Linked DNA regions of Homo sapiens: region 1 is linked to region 2. A link is an interaction called in ENCODE POLR2A ChIA-PET data of the cell type or tissue named here. Cell type or tissue: PC-9. All regions are shown on one strand. Each heading gives the region's core, and the rest is flanking DNA. Links, peaks and the distances in the headings are about the cores only. Region 1 has its middle 15 kb from the start of GRXCR2. Region 2 overlaps SH3RF2 (SH3 domain containing ring finger 2).

Evidence for each region. Peaks named below come from ENCODE experiments on the same cell type or tissue, not always from the same donor. Only the 100,000 strongest peaks of a DNase experiment are listed, where the experiment ranks them.
Region 1: POLR2A ChIA-PET joins it to region 2 with 7 read pairs; 1 of 35 experiments calls an interaction of 5 or more read pairs at or near these places.

The regions. Positions count from the first base shown.
Region 1 is chr5:145,884,551-145,891,684 of GRCh38, reverse strand. It overlaps a transcript of GRXCR2 not described here. Among named protein-coding and RNA genes, the nearest start is that of GRXCR2, 15 kb to the right of the region's middle. In PC-9, for the core only: a CTCF peak has its summit at 3,520 (motif pointing right); a DNase peak (open chromatin) is centred at 3,514.
Region 2 is chr5:145,972,410-145,979,543 of GRCh38, reverse strand. The region is part of intron 2 of SH3RF2 (SH3 domain containing ring finger 2); the gene reads right to left. All of the region lies in intron 3 of LOC107986458 (a long non-coding RNA gene), which reads left to right. Among named protein-coding and RNA genes, the nearest start is that of SH3RF2, 39 kb to the right of the region's middle. RefSeq lists an enhancer at 1-198. In PC-9, for the core only: no CTCF peak of the experiment used is centred there; a DNase peak (open chromatin) is centred at 4,053; H3K27ac peaks cover 873 bases.

The DNA of each region.
Region 1 (7,134 bases), core at 1,341-6,340, 88 kb after region 2:
GGCAGGCAGGCCTCCTTGAGCTGCAGTGGGCTCCACCGAGTTCGAGCTTCCTGGCCGCTTTGTTTACCTACTCAAACCTCAGCAATGGCGGGCGCCCCTCCCCCAGCCTCGCTGCTGCCTTGCAGTTTGATCTCAGACTGCTGTGCTAGCAGTGAGCAAGGCTCCGTGGGCGTAGGACCCTCCGAGCCAGGCACAGGATATAATCTCCTGGTGTGCCGTTTGCTAAGATTGTTGGAAAAGTACAGTATTAGGGTGGGAGTGACCCAATTTTCCAGGTGCTGTCTGTCACCCCTTTCTTTGACTAGGAAAGGGAATTCCCTGACTCCTTGCACTTCCTGGGTGAGGTGATGCCTCACCCTGCTTTGGCTCATGCTCGGTGTGCTGAACCCACTGTCCTGCACCCACTGTCTGACATTCCCCAGTGAGTTGAACCTGGTACCTCAGTTGGAAATGCAGAAATCACCCATCTTCTGCATCGCTCAAGCTGGGAGCTGTAGACTGGAGCTGTTCCTATTCGGCCATGTTGGCTCCTCCCCCTTAAGTCTTTTCATAGGTCTGGAAGTACTTGTTTTATGAATCTGGGTGCTCTAATGTTGGGTGTGTATATATTTATGGTAATTAAGTCTTCTTGTTGAATTGAACCCTTTGTCATTTACCCATTGTCCTGTTTTACTGTTGTTGGTTTAAAGTCTCTTTTATCTGATATAAGAATAGTGACTCCTGCTTTTTCTTGATTTCTATTTGTGTGGCAGATCTTTTCTCAGCCCTTTATTTTGAGCCTATGGGTGTCATTATGTGTGAGACAGGTCTTTTGAAGACAGCAGGTCAATGAGTCTTTTTTTTTTTTTAATTCAACTTGCCCTTCTGTGACTTTTAAACGGGGTGTTTAGACCATCTGCATTCAAAATTAATATTAACATGTGAAATTTTGAGCATATCATGAAGTTGTTAGTTGTCTGCTTTGTATTTCTATGGTGTTTTTGCTCTACAGGGTCTGCAGGCTATGTGTTTAGCTGTGTTTTTGTGGTAACAGGTATCATTCTTTTGCTTCCATGTTTAAAACTCCCTTAAAGGTCTCTTATAAGACTGGTCTAGTGGTAACAAATTCCCTCAGTGCTTGCTTGACTGGAAAATATTTTATTTCTCCTTCAGTTCTCTTGAATTATTTTTTCAAATATACTTTCCAGGTTGTTTGCTTTTTCTGCTTCTCTCTCAGGAATGCCAGTAATTTATAGATTTGGTGACTTCACATAATCCCATATTTCTCGAAGTCTTTGCTCATTTAAAAAAATTCCTGCCAGGTGCAGTGGCTCACACCTGTAATCTCAGCACTTTGGGAGGCTGAGGTGGGCAGATTACTTGAGGTCAGAAGTTCAAGACCAGCCTGGCCAACATGATGAAACTCCTTCTCTACTAAAAATACAAAAATTAGCTAGGCATGGTGGCACATGCCTGTAATCCCAGGTATTCAGGAGGTTGAGGGCAGGAGAAATGCTTGAACCTGGGAGGCAGAGGTTGTAGTGAGCCACAGTTATGTCACTGCACTCCAGCCTGGCAACAGAAGAAGATGCTGTCTTTTTAAAAAACAAACAAACAAAACAAAAACTTTTGTCTTTATTTTTGTCAGATTGGTTTAGTTCAAAAGTCTGGTCTTTAATCTCTGAAATTATTTCTTCTGCTTAGTCCAGTCTATTGACAAAGCTTTCAATTGTATTTTGAAACTCCTTACATGAGTATTTTAATTCCAGAAGCTCAGATTGCTTTCTTTTTAAGATGTTTATCTCTTCCTTCATTTTCTGGACTGCTTTGCTGTCTTTTTAAGATGTTTATCTCTTCCTTCATTTTCTGGACTGCTTTGGAAGTTTCTTTCTGTTGATTTTCAACCTTGTCTTGGATCTCAGTGAGCTTTCTTGCAATCCATGCTTTGAATTCTTTACCTGTCATTTCCGAGTTTCCATTTTGTGTAGGGACCATTGCTAGAAAGCTAATGCAATGCTTTGGTGGTATTGCCACATTCAGATTTTTCATGGTGGCAGAATTCTTGTGCCAGTTCCTTCTCATCTGGAGACACCGGTACTTCTAATTTTTGTATTTATTTTTCTATGGGTAGATTTTTTCCTCTTCTTTCTTTCCTTCAAAAAGTGAGTGATGTGGAGAGCAAAACATGCCCAGAAGTTCCCAAAAGCTTGGAGATGCAACAGCAGATGACAGCTGGGAGTTCTAAGACATATTTTTATTTTTATTTATGTACTGTATTTGCATAGGTTATTGGGGCACAGGTGGTATTTGGTTACATGAGTAAGTTCTTTAGTGGTGATTTGTGAGATTTTAGTGCACCCATCACCCAAGCAGTATACATTGTACCCTATTTGTAGTCTTTTATCCCTTGCCTCCCAACCCCAACACTTCCCCCCAAGTCCCCAGAGTCCATTGCATAATTCTTTCTTTCTTTCTTTCTTTCTTTCTTTCTTTCTTTCTTTCTTTCTTTCTTTCTTTCTTTCTTTCTTTCTTTTTTTGAGACAGAGTCTCGGTCTGTCACCCAGCTCAAGCTGGAGTGCAGTGGTGCGATCTCGGCTCACTGCAACCTCTGCCTCCAGCTTCCAGGTTCAGGCGATTCTCCTGCCTCAGGATTACAGGCGCCTGCCACCACGCCCGGCTAGTTTTTATATTTTTAGTAGAGACAGGGTTTCACCATGTTGGCTAGGCTGGTCTCAAACTCCTGGCCTCAAGTGACCTGCCCACCTCGGCCTCCCAAAGTGCTGGGATTACAGGCGTGAGCCACTGCACCCGGCCCATTGTGTCATTCTTATGCCTTTGTGCCAAGACCTATTTTTCAATAAAAGGAAAAATGAAGTTGTAAAGCTATACACACACAGAGTGTATAACTTCACTTATGTTTTTAAGAAAAACCCATTAAAATTATTTGTATCTTGCATACATATGTATATAAATGCATAAAATGTTGAGAAGGACATATTCTAGATTTATAGTAATAGTTATTTTTTAGGAAAAATGAAGACTTTTTTGTTCTTTACCTGCATCTCTAGTTTTTGAATTTATACAAAACACTGTATTCGTGTATTACTTTTATATTTTTATGTAGATTTTCTAAGCTGGTGTAAATTTTGAAAAAAATTAAGCATATGTGCCAAAACCTTGGCATCCTTGTTACATTCTCCTAGATCAAGTAACCTGCACAGGTTGTTAGCAGAGAGGTTTGAAATGGATCGGGGGTCTCTGACCAGTGGATTGTTCTTGCCCACTTGGCCCGATCCCTACTTCCCCAGACCCACATATTTTTCTACGCTCCACCGTGAGCACCTTGGGAGAAGGCTTACATTGTTTGGGTTGCTGCTGTAGCCCTGTCTTCCAGGACCCCATGCTTTAGACTTAGTAGATACAAAGTATGTATTTGTTTAATTGAAATAGCTCTTTCCTGTCCTCTGGAGCCACACAATCACATCCTTTCCTAGTGCATTCCGTGATGCAGCCTGAGTTCCCTCTCCTCCCTGCAGGTGGCAGAGTCTTCATCAGCTTTAACTAGCCATGCTTACTAGAGCAGTGGCTCTTAATCCATCAGACATAATGCATGCTTTCAGTAACACTTCCTAACCCTCTGCACTATTCTGGAATAAAATTAATAAATTAAACAATTACCTGCAAATATAACTTTAAAAAACCAATATAATGCCCTTGCTCTAATATAAAGAGAAATAAAAGGAAAGTAATTGATATAAAATACTACATATTTTAAAAACAAATGCTTGGATGTGATTTCCCTAGAAGTTATTGTAAAATAGGCACTCTGTGTATGTCTAGGATCCCTGTGATTGGGATGGCTACAAACGCTTTCTGAAACAGTTATGATATTTCAACCAGTGAAATACTTTTACAAAATGGTGGACAACTCTTGGTAGAACTGAACAAGACAAAGTACAAAATGTCTTTAATTTATGTGCATTTTCAGTTCCCCCAAATGTGCTGTATATCAAAGCTAAGCTCCCCACTCCCACTAATAAAATAAAATAAATAGAGAAACAGCTATGTTCTAGGCACAGATAATTATAAACAGGTGTTTCATCTTCTCAGAAGTCTGAGGTGAGGGACAATTTTTGTTGTGTAGGATTGCTCTTCATATTGGAGAATGTCTAACATCCCTAGCCTCTCACCCACGAAATGTCTGTGGTGTTCATTCATTTTGAGTACAGTACTAAAAAATAAATGTTTCCACAAAGTTCCATAATGTCCTCTAGGGAGCACTACTGGCCTCATCAAGAACCTTTGACTAGCTGTCTAATAGGGTAGCGACAAGTAATAAGCGACTACTGGCCTTGAAATGTAGCTAGTGGGACTAAATAACTAGAATTTTAATTTAAACCTGGACAACAGGGAGACACTATGTCTATAAAAAAATTTTAAAAATAGCCAGGTTTGGTGGCAAACACCTGTGGTCCCATCTCCTCAAGAGGCTGAAGCAGGAGGATTGCTTGAGCCTAGGAGTTCAGAGCTGCAAGTGAGCTACGATCGTGCTACTGCACTCCAGCCTGGACAACAGAGTGAGATCCTGTCTCAAAGAAAAAATTAAAATAAAATTTTGATTTGATTTACATATAAATTTTAAAATTGATGATCAGTTCAGTTATTGAAAAACTTTTAAATATGATTGGAACAACTTGGGTATGTGATTCTACTGTGTCAATATAAATTTTATGAAATCTGAATAGAGATCAAATACTTCTAACAGAAAGTCTAGTAAACGAACTGAGATGCTAAGTAAAATACACATAGGAATTAAAGGGTTTAGTAGGAAAAAAAGAACCTAAAATAGCTAATGAATATCTTATACTGGATTACATGTTGCATTGATAACATTTTGGATATAGTGGATTAAGTAAATATTAATAAAATTAATTTCATCTGTATATTTTTGCTTTCTCAATGTTACTACTGGAAAATCTAAAAATATGTATGTGGCTTACATTATAATATTATTGGAGAGTGCTGGAATAGAGAAAACTCAGGGCCATTTTTCAGCCTCTGAGATCTCTTTTTGCTTTTCTGTGTGATAGGAATGCATGGTAAGTTAGAAATGAAGGAGGAGTTAGAAAAATTTGTCCCTTGTTCTCTAGTGGGCAAACCAGGGGCCCCCAGGACAGGGTTTTTGAATAGTAGAATAATCTCAAGTGATGATTATTTTTTAATGAAGTCCCAGATTTTGGCCTGTGGTTTCTGGCAGGGTGGATGTTTTTCCACCACACTCCTCGTCTACTGGGTCCTCTGGTAACCTTCCCTTTACATTCTGACGTGGGGAGTTTGGCCTGTGATGCAAAGACCCCTGCCAGCTCTGCTCAGAGGCAGTGAGGAAAAGGCATTTCAAAGTACAAGGAAACTGGCCTATCTCTCCATTCTGGAGATTTACAGATATTCCAGGTGCTACCTTTCAAAGCAAACTATGGGATATCCCTTGAGGCAGAGCTTAGAGAACCAACACCATAGGTAGCTAAGTGACACCCAGCCACCAAGAGGCTGCACTGATCGTATATTCAGAAGCCTGTTATGGATTCTAGAATATGATGAGACTAGTTAAAATCATTTTCTGCCTCATTTTAAAAGAATTATCTTTTGTTTTCCAAGTGGTCAATTTCATGATGTGAGATAGAAGCATTAATGATGAGAAGCATGAACTTTGGGCTCAGATGACTGACATTTCATGACTGTGGGATGCCTGGCAGATAACTTAACCTCTCTGCACTTCGGTTTTCAGTTTTCCCGACTGTGAACTACCTTTTTCTTATGTAGAACATGCCCAGTAAGCAGTAGCTGTTTTTCATTATGAAGGGGTATGAATGGGAGGTGGAGGGAATTTTTAAAGAGGGAAGCCTTTCAGAACAGCATCTCCTAGACTATTTTCCTCGGAATACTGACCTCATGAAATCAAATTCCAAAAAGAAGAAAAGTTTTATGTGCACTGCATTTTGGAAATGGTGTATTCCTCAGTGGAGATTGACAAAGTATATTAGTATCTTAAACATTCTAAGAAGTCCTGCAGTAAAGAAACCAGTTTAATGTGGCTTAACTCAGCATTTTCCAAACTTATATTATTAGCATTTTCACCCCAAAATAACTACTAGCTCTGTAAGTTGTACTTTGAGAAAATATCTTACTTTCTAAGCAGAGCCCCTTGATCCTACACTTTAGATGGGCTGGACTCCTCATCAGAGGGAGAAACGTGGAACAAGCCAGCAGACTCTCTCCCATGACACCCAGGACCACAATGAAACGCCCACTCTGGAGGGAGCTTAGACAACCTTGGGAGAAAAAAAAAGTGGTGGTGAAATATAATAGTCTCTTGAAACGTTGCCCTAGAAATTTCTAAGTGGTGGTGGTGGAATAGAGGCAGACTATAAACTTAGATTTTGTTCTTCATATTTTAATAAAGTCCTATGAACTCTTACAGCTCTCTACAAATGATCAATAACTATAATAACCTTCTGCCGTAGCAGTATTTCAAAGAAAAATGCCATGCTGGAGTTTAAATACACACAGACAGACAGACAGACAGACACACACACACACACACACACACAGACACACACACATGCTGCATGATAATGTATGAGCAGATTAAAAAGATATGTTTAATTTATAAGCCCTACTCTGATTAGAAATGTTAGATGTGGAAAGATCGCTAAAGGATAATGTTCATACTCAATTTGCAATAATTGCACATTTCTTTCATCAAGACACATATCTAATATAATCTCCTAAATCCCAAAATACACATAAAAATAACGTCCAGTAAATGACATCAGACAGATAGGATATAAATTCTACTCCTAAAAAGATTCAGGATACACTAGGGTCTAAGTGAAAATGCAAAAAAGCAAACCTAGGTGTCTGTGAATATTTTTTTTCCCAACTCCCAAGTGCTTGGAATGTAAATTTTTTAAAAGAGCATAATTTCTCTTCAATTTTTATTATAAACATTTCAAACATACAAAAATTGGAGGAATAGTCAAATAAGCAGCCATCAAGCATTGTGAACATTTTTTTTTTCATTTTTACTTTGTGTACCATATATGCATACCTTATTATATAGGCATATATATTGAGGGGATAAACTTTTTAATAATA
Region 2 (7,134 bases), core at 1,059-6,058:
CAGAGCTGCTTGTTAAACATTTACCAGCACACCACTACTTAGAGCAGTAAGATAACTTATCTGAGGCCCCATGGCTGGTGAGTGGCAGAGCCTAGTTCTAGCTAATTCCAAAGGTCTTGTTTGGATATTTGTAGATATGCTTTGTTTGAACAAATCCCTCTTTAAAAGTAACTCTTATCTCCTGGAAAGGCTGTTTAACATCATGTCCCTTGACACTGATTCTCAGATTTTTAGGGTGCATTGGAATCACTTGGAGGGCTTGTTGCAATAAATTGCTGGGCCCTACCCCAAGAGTTTCTTCTGTAGTAGGTCTGGGGTGGGGCCCAAGAATTTGTGTTTCTAGCCAGTTCCCCCAGGTGATGGTAATCCTGCTGGTCTGGGGACCACACTTTGGGAACTATTGTTCTAGCGCAAAATCAGAAATTTTGTGCTATAAACCTTGCCATAATCTTACTTAGGGCCAGGACTTTAATCAGTTCTTTTCCAACAGAATTTAGATTCTAGGCCCTGAGTTTTTCACAGGTGACCATTTGGTAGGATATCTGTGTTCCCAGAAGTATGAGCACAGGAAAACAGGAACCCAATCTTGGTGCCTGTTTCTCCAGTTGGCCCCCATTTAGCTCTGGCAGATATCCCAGGAGCCAGGGCCTCTCCCCACACACAGCAGGAGGCAAATGAAAAAAAGGAAGATTTCAAAGTCTATCTTTAAAACCTGGCAGAAACCTGCCCTATAATTACCCTAAGTGAACTAGTTACAACTTCTCTCGTATTGATGTAGGATTATTATGAGATTGTTCACACAGTCTGGTGGAATTCAACTAATGAATTTAGAGGTGTTTTTTTTCTTTTTTTTTTTTTCCTTAAAACCACCCTCCTAACTAACTCCTGCCTCCTAAATATTGTAGAAAACAAAACCAGGAAGGAAAATGAGGTAAACCCTGAATTAATGTTCTCAATCAGAAAATGTTTATTTACTGAAATGATTGCTGCTTTTGGAAGTACAACTTGCTAAGTCTGGTTTTCTAACTTAAGTATTTCATTTTTCAAAAACACTTAGATGGGGCATGAAGAGTAGACGAAGCAGGAGGGCATGAAGACATATATAAAAGCACCCTGTGGACATCCCTGCAAAGGAATCTAGAGAAGCTAGGATGGGGCGTTGGCCATCCCAAGTTTGCAGTGATTTGACTTATCTCTGCAACCAGGTTCTATGAATGTGCTGGCCAGTGTTGTAGAAGGAAATAGACCAGGGTGAGGGCTCTGGTGGCCACTCTTATAATCTTAGGTTTGGGAGGTAGGAAAGGTATCCTCGGCTTAAAATGTACCAAGGGCTTATACCATATGGACTTGCTTTCATTTAGGGAATCTGATTTCAGGAATATGATTTTTTGCAGATAATCGGAATCCCAGTTTCTTGAGAGTAGGAACCAAATCTTACAAATCTTTCTGGCCCTATGTTCCAGAGCACAGAATTAGTGTGTAAGAATCTCAATAAATGCTTATGAATGACAGGATGTTAATTTGGAAAGAATAAGGGTTTTAGAGTCAGTGATTTGCTTTCAAATCCCATCTAAACTTTCTATCTGTGTGACCTTAAGCAAGTCATTTAACTTCTTTGACACATAGTTTCTGCATCTGTGAAACAGGGGTCAATCAGTCCACAAAATTTACTGAGTGCCTGTGTGTGCCAAAACTGTTCTAGATACAGGAGCTACGTTAGGGAACAAGGCAGTCAGAATGTCTGTTCTTGAGGTATATGTGTATGTAGCATTAGAGCCTATCTCAAGCTGCTTCTTGGGAAGGCTAAATGTGAGCTAAGGGCCAAATCCTGGGTTCAAGTCCTGCCTCTACCACAAACTAGCTGTGACATCTCAGCAAGCTGATAGTAATAGGACCAGCCATATGGGGATACTGTAAGACCCCCACCACATGTCCATACCTGTCTTTGTGTACATTTGGAAAGGGCATCTTTTTGGGCACAGGAGTTACATGAAAAGGCACTCTTACCATGGGGCTAATGTGGTCCCATTTCAGAGCTTGGTAAGCAGAGGCTGAATTCAGCCTACAGAGTATCTCCTTGGCTGGGTACCTTGTACAGATATATGTAAAGCCCCTAGAACTGTGCCTGGCATACAGTAAGTACTCAATAGGTACTAGCTTTTATTACTGTATGTGATGAGAATTAATGTAAGCAAGGCATCAATAGTATATGATTGGTGTTCAGTGACTGTTAGTTCCCTTCCTCATGGTCTGTGGAAAAATAGTAACCATATATGTCAGAACAAAGTGTAGATGATAAGCGACAATAGCTTACCTTGTCTTGTCTTTTGTTTTAGCATGTGCAGGAGGTAGTCGGGCCTAAGAAAAAGAGCCCTGGACTAGGAATCAGAAGATATTGCTCTTGCCCCAGTTTCCCCTTGCTTGGCCTCTGCCGAGGCAACCTTCTCCAAGCCTCAGTTTTCCCATCTGTAAATGAGATGAAGGTGTGGACTGGCTGAGGTCATGAGCTGGCATGAGCACATGAGTGCATTTCACTGCAACAATTTCTTACTTTGCCTAGAGTGTGTATAGACAAATAAGGGCATGAGCCAGACTCTGGGAAGGGGGTACTTTATGAGTAAGTCTTAGAAGGACTTCCTCTTCCAACATGCCTTATTATACAGGCTCTAACCGAAACAACAGGACTTGCCCACACAGTGGGTGACCTCTATATGGTGTCAAATGACCTTTAACTGAGAACCATGGGGATAACTGGCTAGTAAGCCCAGCTATTAATCGATGGCTTAGGCATGCAAGATTTTGTATCATGTTTTAGTCTTGCCTGGGCTAACTATGTGACAGTGGCTAAGTCACTTCTGGTCAATATGGTCTAGGATTCTATCCAGCTCAGATATTCTATCAGTCAATGACTAATACCTTCCGTTTTTCTTGACTTTTCTAGTTAGAACTAGATTATTCAAATTCCTAATCAGGCACTTGAATGAGGCATTCTTTCTTTCAATTTAGGGAGTGAAACTACGTGGTGGTTTCCAAGCAGTCAGTGTTTTAGCCTTTAGGCAAGTGCGTTTCCAAAACCCGCCCCCCACCTTTTTTTTTTTTTCCTTCTTAATTCCATTAGTCTGCAAAATAGCTAATAAAAGTCATCATTTATTGAGTTTGTTGTGGGTCCAGAACTGGGCTAAAGTGCATTTAGATACAGTATCTCACTCAATCCTTACAACCAGCTGATGAGGCAGGTATTACAACCATTTTACAGGTGAAGAACTGGAAGCTCAGGGAGGTGAACTAACCTGCCTAAGGTCACACAGCTGATATGTAAGTGGTGGGGTCTGAGGGCGAATCCTGGCCTCTTTCCCCTGCAATATCCTGCATTTGTTAATTATTCCTCTTTATGTAGCATTATGTGAAGTGGCTTCTCTATTGTAGTTGTTCAATATTCTAAGTCGATTAATGTTCCACAAATATTTACTAAAAACCCACCTCGTTACAAAAGAAGGTTCTTCACTGGTGTGTATGTGACCTGTCATTATCTTATGCAAGCTGTATAATGATGTATTTGAGGCAACACCATTGATCTCTTATTGAGTGCCTACTGTAAGTAACATTTATTGGTCAATTGATACCATGTCTTAATGTACTATCTCATCTAAGCCTTACAACAATCCACGAGGCAGGGCCTCTAATTATCTCCAGTTTACAGATAAGGGATGTGAGGCACAGAGCAGGGATTTGTCTGCAGCCCTACAGCTCCACAGCTAGGCACTGCCCCAGTAGGGGAATGATTCAACATCTTCTGTTTCCTTTGGCTCTCTGCCAAGGGTCCAGTGGTCCTGTGTTAAGTTTGAACTCAACACGGTTCATTGCTTGGTTAGACTCTAGCAGGGCTGACTGTGAACCACCAAGATCACAGATATTCTTGCTCATCTCCCACTCTGGAAAGATGGACAGAAGTGCACAGAGGGAACCAGCTGGGGCTGTTATCAAGTCAAAGAGTGCAGACAGCTGGGGTGGGAGCTAGGACTAGCACACCTGCCTTCCCTCACTTGGTGGAAGGGGGATCTGATATCCAAATACCTTTCTTTCCTCTCACTGCTGTGAGTCACCTTGTGTCTGCATGAGGAGGCTTCCTGTGATGTCTGCAGCTGCCCCTCTAAGATGAGAGACTTGGCCAACTAAGACAGGAGTCAGGGATGTGCCATGTTCAGCCAGCCTTCTTAGAGTAAATGATGGAAAATTCTGGTTTCCAATGACTAGTGCTGAGTGGCACTTTTGGAGCCATTTTGTTAAACTGGCTATTGGGAAACTGAGCTCCAGTGTCAGTTGGGAAGGACGGAGTGTCCAGAAATAGAACAGGACATTGCAAACGAGCCATGAAAAACAAACTCAGGCCCTGGCCTGGCTGCCTGGGCCCAGATGTTCTCCCACAGAAGCTTGGCAGAACATGCGTGTAGGGCACTGCCTGGATGAGCCAGGTGTCTCCAAGGTTCTGGACATAGCTTGGCTGTAGTGTTTGGTTCCAGGTTCTGAAACTCAGGTGGGCCAGAAAAGAGTTCAGACACATGAGACTCATCTGTGATCCCACAGGCTTCAGTTCTAGATTCTATTTTTTTAATTGGGTGGTTCTTGGGAAAACCGATTCAATATATTGTAGACCTACAGATTTCCTTATTGATTGTCATCTCTTTTAGGAACAACTTTGCATATGTTTGGAAGCTCTGTTATCTCTCATTTCTCCATCTCTTTCCTTTTCTCCTCCTTCTCCCACCTCTCTTAAACTACAGGGTAGTAGGTAAAGCTTGGGCTATAGAGTGTAGCAGAAACAAGTGTGACTCCTAGTTTTACTTTTTGCACTGTACGACCTCAGGAAACTTGCTTCACGTCTCTGAATTCTAGTTTTCTTTTGTAAGTCGTTACAATAGTTAACACCTACCACATGGGGTTTGGAGAAAGATTACATAATAAAATGCATGTGAAGATAACTGGCACAGTACCTTGCTCATAATATATGGTTAATAAATGCTATATATACATAGATACATTCTTCTCCTCCATTTTTCTTTTCTTCTTGCTCTCTTCTTTTCCTTCCTTTCCTATCCATCTTTGGAACACAGACTCTAAGGTGGCCCCCATGATTCCTACCATGACCAAAGGTGCTCCTACCCCCATGAAATTCCTTCTCCTTGAATATAGGTGGGATCTGTGGCTTGTTTCTAATCAATGGAACATAAAAAAGGTGATGAGATATCACTACCCTATGATTAATTCATGTTATATAAGATTCCGTCTTGCTCGACACTCTCTCCCTTGCTGGCTTTGAAGAAGTGGCTGTGTTAGGAGGTCATATGGCAAAGAGCTGAGGACAATCTCTAGGAGCTGAAGGAAGCTTCCAGCCAACAGCAGGCAAGAAGCCTGGGTTCTCAGTTTTACAGCCACAAGGAAATGTTCTGACTACAACCTGAGCAAGCCTGGAAGTGAACCCTTCCTCAGTCGAGCCTCCTGATAAGAATCCTACCCTGACCAACCTCTTGATGGCAGAGGATTCAGCTGGGCTGTGTCAGACTCCTGACCCACAGAACCTGTGAGATAATAAGTGTGTGTTGTTTTATGCCTCTAAATTTGTGATGATTTGTTACACAGCATAGAAAATGAATGTCCCTTCTTTTCCAATTCTCCCTCACCCCTTTTTACTCATTCACAACTTTCATAATTCTTCCTCACCCCTTTCAACTAATTCACTAATTCCATAATCAAATTATATGTCTAAGTAGAAAATGCAGTAGAACGACTTCCATATATTGCTTACTGAATTATTTAGGAGAAAATGATTTTGTCTTAAGGTCAAAAACAAAAATAAACAAAAAAACCACAAAGAACAGAATTGAGTTTGGTTGAATGGGCTCAAGAATCCTTGGAGAAAGACATAGGGAAGCTGCAGTCATTTTTATGGCATAATAGAAGCACTATCTCTTTCTTCCTATATGGGCCAACAGAGAATTCAATGACTTCTCATCCTTCTTAAAAGGATAAACCTGTTTTGGGACATTTCAATATCCACTGCATAAATGACTCAGAACTTGAAAGAGTGAAAGAGCCTCAAAAGACTTAATTTTGAGAGAAGTTCAATTGGTTTCTGACCCACTGTTTTTCTTGGGTGGTGTGGAAGATACCGTTGAAAATGCCCAGTTCTGAAATGATCATATCATTTTCCCATACAGAACTCTTTAGCAGTCTCCCTACTGTCCCCAAGATAAAGTCCAGATCCCTTAATTTGGCTTAAGGGTCATTGCCAACTTCTTCAGATTCATTGTTTCCCTTTCTGCCTCTGATTTCTGAGTTCTGTCTTACCTTAGAGCCTTTGCACATGCTGTTCCTCTGCTCTGAAACCACTTTTATTTTTTCAACTGGCTAATTCTTAATCATTTAAAGTCCCAGTTGAGGTGTCATTTACTCTAGAATGCCTTTCCTGAGTCCCAAGCACGGGTCAGGTGTCTTTCCCTTTCTTTCCCCAGTCGTAGGCTTCATTACACTGCATTTAAATTGACTGTTTACATGTCTGTCTCACTCCAGTAGACCTTAAAGGCAAGGTTCATACCTTGGTTCTTCTTGTAGCTCTATTATCTACTTGTGGGCCTGGTACTGTGACTGCAACAGCAAATAGAACAAAGTACTTCCCTCATGGAGCTCAAACTAGGATCAGGGTATTGCACGCTGCCAGCCCAGCTCTACAAGGCCCTATTTACCCTCAAGGTCCTTTTACCAAATAAGCCATATGACTTTCCATGATGCCAAATCATTAGGATTAAAGATAATTTATGCAGACTCTGTATCTCCTGGAAAGGCATAAAGGATAAAGGAGCAATCACCTCTGGGGTGATGGGCCCAGCAGACACTTGCTCTTCCTGTGACACTCAACTCTTGAGTCAGTGTTCAGTTTAAGAGGAGATATCACATCTAGCCCATTGCCTCTCCTCTGGCTCTGGGCCGTCACTGATGATTGCCGTGTGAATGGCACCCTGGAGCCTGATCTATGGGGAGCAGAGCAAGTACTACGAGTGGGCAAGTGGGTGGTGGTGGTGGTGGTAGTGGTGGTGGTGTTAGCAGTTCTGGTGGTGACGGTAGTGGTGGAGCACATTC